Regions from separate parts of the Homo sapiens genome. Here region 1 is linked to region 2. A link is a contact called in ENCODE Hi-C or POLR2A ChIA-PET data. All regions are on one chromosome and are shown on one strand. Each heading gives the region's core, a stretch centred on a gene start or an enhancer-like site at or near the end of the contact. The rest is flanking DNA. Distances are from core to core; before and after follow the strand shown.

Region 1 (2,700 bases), core at 37-2,536, 37 kb before region 2:
CTATAACACAAACCTGCACATGTACCCCGAACCTAAAATAAAAGTTTTTTTAAAAAGTAGAATACAAAATTGAGTATGGAATATCTATCCTCATGTTATCAGTTAGGACTTTTTTTTAGTGACAGGAAACCCAACTCAAATTGGATAAATAAAAAAAGGAATTCAGTGGATCAGTACTGGAGAAGACTAGGATGTCGCTGCACACATTGCTTTGTTCACATGTTCAGATGACATCATGCAGGGCAAGACTTTCTCTAACTTTTGGCTTTATCCATGTTTGTGTTGACTTCATTTTGAGGTTCCTTGGTGGCATGATGGCTGCCAGCAAACCCTGGGATCATCTAATTAAAAATTTTAAAAACAACTTATTTAATAGTTTGAACAAAAACCCTGGGCCTGATTCTCACAAATCGAAACTGAAGGCCAGGGGAGTGCAATGTTCCAATTGGCCAAGCCTGAATGTGGGACCTCATTTGGAACCATGGGGGGAGAATCAAATCCATCTGAGGCTCAAGTGCAGAGGAGGACCAAGAGTAGAGGAGGACTAAGAGTAGAGGAGGTGATAGCTTCCCAGAGTAAGACTGAAGAATGGACTAGGAAAAAAAGGAAATGGATATTGTCAGCATACATCAAGTGTCCACAACAGCCATTTTCTTATGTACAGCATTTGACTCTGTTCACTTACAAATTTCTTAAAGTTTTCTGTTCTTTGACCTCGGTAACACTACACGTCACACCTTTTGATACCTCTCCTCAGTCCTGCTCGGTCATTTATTCTTCTCTTCCTTGTATGCTTAGATGTTGGCGTCTTCGAGGCTTTCTTTACTTATTCCTTAGTTTAGTCATCTCATTCTATTCCTGAGCTTTTATTATGATGTCTATGTAAATTACACCAAAATCTAATTGTAGTCCCATTTTCTCTCCTGGCCTGTAGTCCCTTTTTTTTTTTTCTCCTGGCCTTTAATCCCATATTTTTAATTTCTTACCAGTGCATCTCTCCTGGATATTTGTTGCAGACTGGCTTCTTGGCAAGCAGTCTTTGAGATGGAGATGAACATGGAGGACATTTATTAGAGTGTTGAAGGAAGGGTGAGGAAAAAGAATTGGGCAGAGGGAGAAGTTAAGTTGTGATCCATGTACGACATAGGCCTTAGCTAACTACATGCAAAGCTCTGGAACAGGATTGACCCTTTGGAGTTGTCCTAACTTGGGCAAGAGAGCTGGACCTTTTTTCCTCTAACTCTTATTGGTCAGTCATTGATATGGCTTGCCTTTGGAAGGAAGAGTAAGCTTGGAAAAGGCAGTTTTCTTCAGCTGAGTCACTCTCCAAACAGGGTTGACAGCTAAGGGCCATGTTCTGGCAGCATTCCCAGGAGCTTGAGGAATAAGGCTTTTCATAACTCATTGGGGATCTGGGTAGCTCATCATGGAAACTTCCTTTTGTTCTCTCTGTTGTTAGTTTATCCTTCCTCACTCCATTTTCCTAGTAGTTTTGTTGATGTTTCTACTTTGATATTTTGAGGCTATATTATTCAGAGCATACATGTTTAGAATTGTTAAATCTGTCTGATAAATCCAACATTTTGTTAATTTGTAGTAAGCCTCTATCTCTAGTAATAATTTTTGCATTAAAGTCTATTTTGTTTGATACTTCTTTTCTTTACTTTCTTTCTTTCTTTTTTTGTTTTGTCTTGTTTTGTTTTGGGACAAAGTCTCACTCTGTGGCTTAGGCTGGACTGCAGTGGCATGATCTTAGCTCACTGTAACCTATACCTCCTGGGTTTAAGCGATTCTTGTGTCTCAGCCATCTGAGTATCTGGGATTACAGGTGTGTGCCACCATGCCCAGCTAATTTTTTGTATTTTTAGTAGAGACAGAGTTTTGCCATGTTGGCCAGGCTGGTCTCAAACTCCTGGTCTTGAGTGATCTGCTTGCCTCAGCCTCCCAAAGTGATGGGATTATAGGCGTGAGAGACCACGCCTGGCCTGTTTGATATTTCTGGAGTCACAATGGCTTTCTTTTGGTTAGTACTTTGGTGTATTTTTTTCTAAAATTTTCTTTTTACTCTTTGGGTGTCCTTAAGTTTTTGGTCTGTTTTATAAACAGCGCAGAGCTGGATTAAAAAAATCTTTGTCTTCCATTGGTGAGTGTAGTTCACTTATAATTATTATGATTACTGATATATTTTACTGATAATTTCAATCATTTATACCATGCTATTTTGAACTGTCTATTTGTCTTGATTTTAAGGGTTTTTCTTTCTCATTTCTTGCATCTTTTCTTTACTCGTTGCATTTTTTTCTCATCTCATGCTCCCAATTTGGAAGTTATACCCTCTATTTCTCTTTTTTGGTGGTTACCTAGAAATTGTGAAATGCTTAACATAGCAAAGTCTAAAGCTAGTATCTTTACTCTCCTGAAAAATACAAGAAACACTTAAGAACATGTTAATTCACATCACTGCCTCCTAATTTTCATGTTCTTCCACCTCCCAATTTTCATGTTTTTGTCCAGAATTTAAACTTCTGTTTTTTTTTTTTGTTTGTTTTGTTTTTTTTTGAGATGGAGTCTTGCTCTGTCACCAGGCTGGAGTGCAGTGGCGAGATCTTGGCTCACTGCAACCTCTGCCTCCTGGGTTCAAGTGATTCTCCTGCCTCAGCCTCCCTAGAAGCTGGGACTACAAGTGTGCACCACCACCAC
Region 2 (2,700 bases), core at 150-2,649:
CATGGGTGAGCAAAGGCTGTCTTGTTATGCAGATGAGTCTTGCACACATCATCCCTGGAAAGAATGGCTGGTAGCCTATGGTAAAAGTTCCTCTATCAGAACTTTAGTCTCCTTTTCCTGTGAGTTCACCTTTCCTGAATCTGGATAAGGAGATAGAGAGATTGATACAGGTGTTAAAAAGAAATTACTTAGGCAGATAGTGAGGGTAAGAGAGTCCTCAGTCCTTTTAATAAAAAGCAGCCCACAAATAATTTCTTTTCTAATACAAAGCAGCCTGAAAAATCAAGCTGCAAACATAGACAAGCAAGCTGGAAGCTTGCATAGGTAAATGCCAGCAGCTGTGCCAATAGAAAAGGGCTTCCTGGAAGCCAGGTATGTTCAACACAGAGGCTCTCTCCCCTTTCCTTTGTTGCCACGTGTGTAGTAAAGAAGCAGGCTACATGGTGCTGGCCAGATAGAGACCCCACCTGCATGATAAGAGACTAGGGGCTGGGCGTGGTGGCTCATACCTATAATCTCAGTAGTTTGGGAGGCTGAAGCGGGTGGATTACCTGAGTTCAGGAGTTCGAGACCAGCCTGGCCAAAATGGTGAAACTCTGTCTCTACTAAAAATACAGAATTAGCTGGGCATGGTGGTGCATGCCTGTAATCCCAGCAACTCGGGAGGCTGAGGCAGAAGAATCACTTGAACCTGGGAGGCAGAGGTTGCAGTGAGCCAAGATCATGCCACTGAATTCCAGCCTGGGTGACAGAGCAAGACTCTGTCTCAAAAAAAAAAAAAAAAAAGAGAGATTAGGGTGGGGTGGCCAGCTTCTTTGCATGCTATGTGAATGGCTCACCTGGTCCCACCAATCCTTTGTGCCCTGTGTAAATCAGACACCACCTTCTCAAGTTCATCTATAAAACCAACTGCATCTCACCACGAACTGGGAGATCCACTCGGAACCCCTTCCCTCTGCACGAGGGAAGGCGGAGGTTGCAGTGAGCCGAGATCGTGCCATTGCACTCTAGCCTGGGCGATAGAGCAAGACTCCGTCTCAAAAAAGAAAAAAGAAAAATATGCTAAAATGACGTTTTAAAAGTTGCTTGTCCACTCATATATTTTTGTCAAGCTTTGTGTTACGAAACAGAGTCAAAGCCTAGTATCATTTTTAGCAGGGGTTGGGGGAGGGGGTGGGAAGTGATAAGTGAGACTGGAGGGAAGGCCAAAGGATTTGAAGGACAGAAAAGCACATATCCTTCCTAGACCTCCCCTGGCTCCAGGATGGAAAATGACTTGGCAGGGGCCCTTTTTGTGCAGGCCAGAAGGGAATTTATTTCCCAGCTGTTCTGTTGTATTTTCCTTGTTAGTCTTTGCTCCCACGGTCTAAGAGCAAATACCGGATCTTAGCGCCTACAGTACTGGTCAAGAGCTGCCACTTCAGTCAGTGTGACTCACAGCTGTCCGTGAACCACCTACTGTAACAGCTGGCTAGACACCACAGCCCTGCGGCCCTGCAGCCCAGCCACGTCTTTTTAGCTTCACCTCGACGGCCTTGCTCTTGACCTGAAATCACCATCACCTTAATGGGCTAGAAAAGGTGGGGTTTAGAGGTAGATACTTTTATTCATTTTTCTTAAATTGTATTTCTCAATTGCCACTCAAGGATCTTGGAAGATGTATTTAATCTCAACATCAAATTAGAGTTCTAGGAGACCAAGGCAATTGAATATGTCATTGGACAAAACTCCACTTCATATCCTTTGGTGTGTAAATGATTCATTCCTTGAAGAAGAAAGGTTCTGGTTAATTTGCGGCTTCGTTATGATTTGCTGCTTTTTTGTGATAAGGATGAGGGGAACTGCCTTTAGAAAAACTGGTTCCGTGGTAGGATCATGGTAGGATGACCTCTGGCCTCTCTCCCTGGGCTCTCTGCTGTAGCTTTCTTCCTCTCTAAGGCTTATTCCTGAAGCTTCACTAGAGACAGGTAAAATACAGTTCCTGCCCTCCGGAAGTTTCCAAATCAGCTGTGGATATAGATTACTGTAGGAGAATCATAAAATCACAGGAGTACAAATAAAATGCAGTTTCAGAGAAAGTACACATTACTTTTTGCCTCAGCTTGTACTGTAACATTAGCCTGTGTCTTTATCAGCCTAGAGCTTTACTTTGTTTTATTATTTTAAAAAAGAAAATCGTTCTGCTGGACTGGAAATACCTTGACGCCAGAGGCCATGTTATTTTTATCTTTTGATCTCCTCTCTATTCTAGTACATTCAGGCTCCACACAGGACACAGCACACATAATACTGCCTGGTAAGCATTTGCTGACATCACTGAATTGGGGAAGGTGTTGTTGAAAAGGTAGAACTTGAGCTCTGTTTTTAAATAGAGAGGGGCAGTTGGCGGTGACACACTCCCCATCTATGAGTCATTTGTTCTGGGCCGCAAGGAAGAATTTGAAAACTCAGAACAGAAGGGGAAAGAATGGCAGGTTGGTAGAATGACTAGAACAGAGCTGGGTGTTAGTTTGACAGAATATGAGGTCGGAGAGGAGGCCAACCAGCCTGGTTGCTGTTCTGGAGAATAATTGGGATATTACCGTGGCTAGATGCAGGAGGAGGGCCTTCCTGGGGTTGGAATGTTTGTGGAATGAATAGCATTTCTTTCCCTCTCTATTTCATCCTGAGGACACCGTCAGCTTCTTCACTGGTCCCTTA

Evidence for each region. Hi-C counts contacts between places; a loop is a spot of excess contacts on that map. ChIA-PET counts read pairs that join two places held with the same protein, here RNA polymerase II (POLR2A). Pooled maps may share reads with other maps.
Region 1: a loop to region 2 is called in a map of PC-9, with 2.3 times the contacts of the local background. The contact joins two enhancer-like sites. A Hi-C loop is called at or near these places in 15 of 168 maps with a recorded cell type or tissue (CD8-positive, alpha-beta T cell, Caco-2, HCT116 and 12 more) and 5 of 50 pooled maps. POLR2A ChIA-PET finds 5 or more read pairs at or near these places in 12 of 52 experiments (A549, AG04449, AG04450 and 9 more).

Annotation. Positions count from the first base shown.
Region 1 is chr1:8,039,450-8,042,149 of GRCh38, forward strand. All of the region lies in intron 2 of ERRFI1-DT (ERRFI1 divergent transcript), which reads left to right. Among named protein-coding and RNA genes, the nearest start is that of ERRFI1-DT, 14 kb to the left of the region's middle. RefSeq lists a silencer at 1,160-1,454. Within about 2 kb of position 1,287, at least 16 of the 41 ENCODE cell types and tissues checked have a DNase peak (open chromatin) inside an H3K27ac peak, as active enhancers do; they include HCT116, PC-3, PC-9 and 4 more, where a contact is called at or near this core.
Region 2 is chr1:8,075,977-8,078,676 of GRCh38, forward strand. The region is part of intron 2 of ERRFI1-DT (ERRFI1 divergent transcript); the gene reads left to right. Among named protein-coding and RNA genes, the nearest start is that of ERRFI1-DT, 51 kb to the left of the region's middle. Within about 2 kb of position 1,400, at least 28 of the 41 ENCODE cell types and tissues checked have a DNase peak (open chromatin) inside an H3K27ac peak, as active enhancers do; they include HCT116, PC-3, PC-9 and 4 more, where a contact is called at or near this core.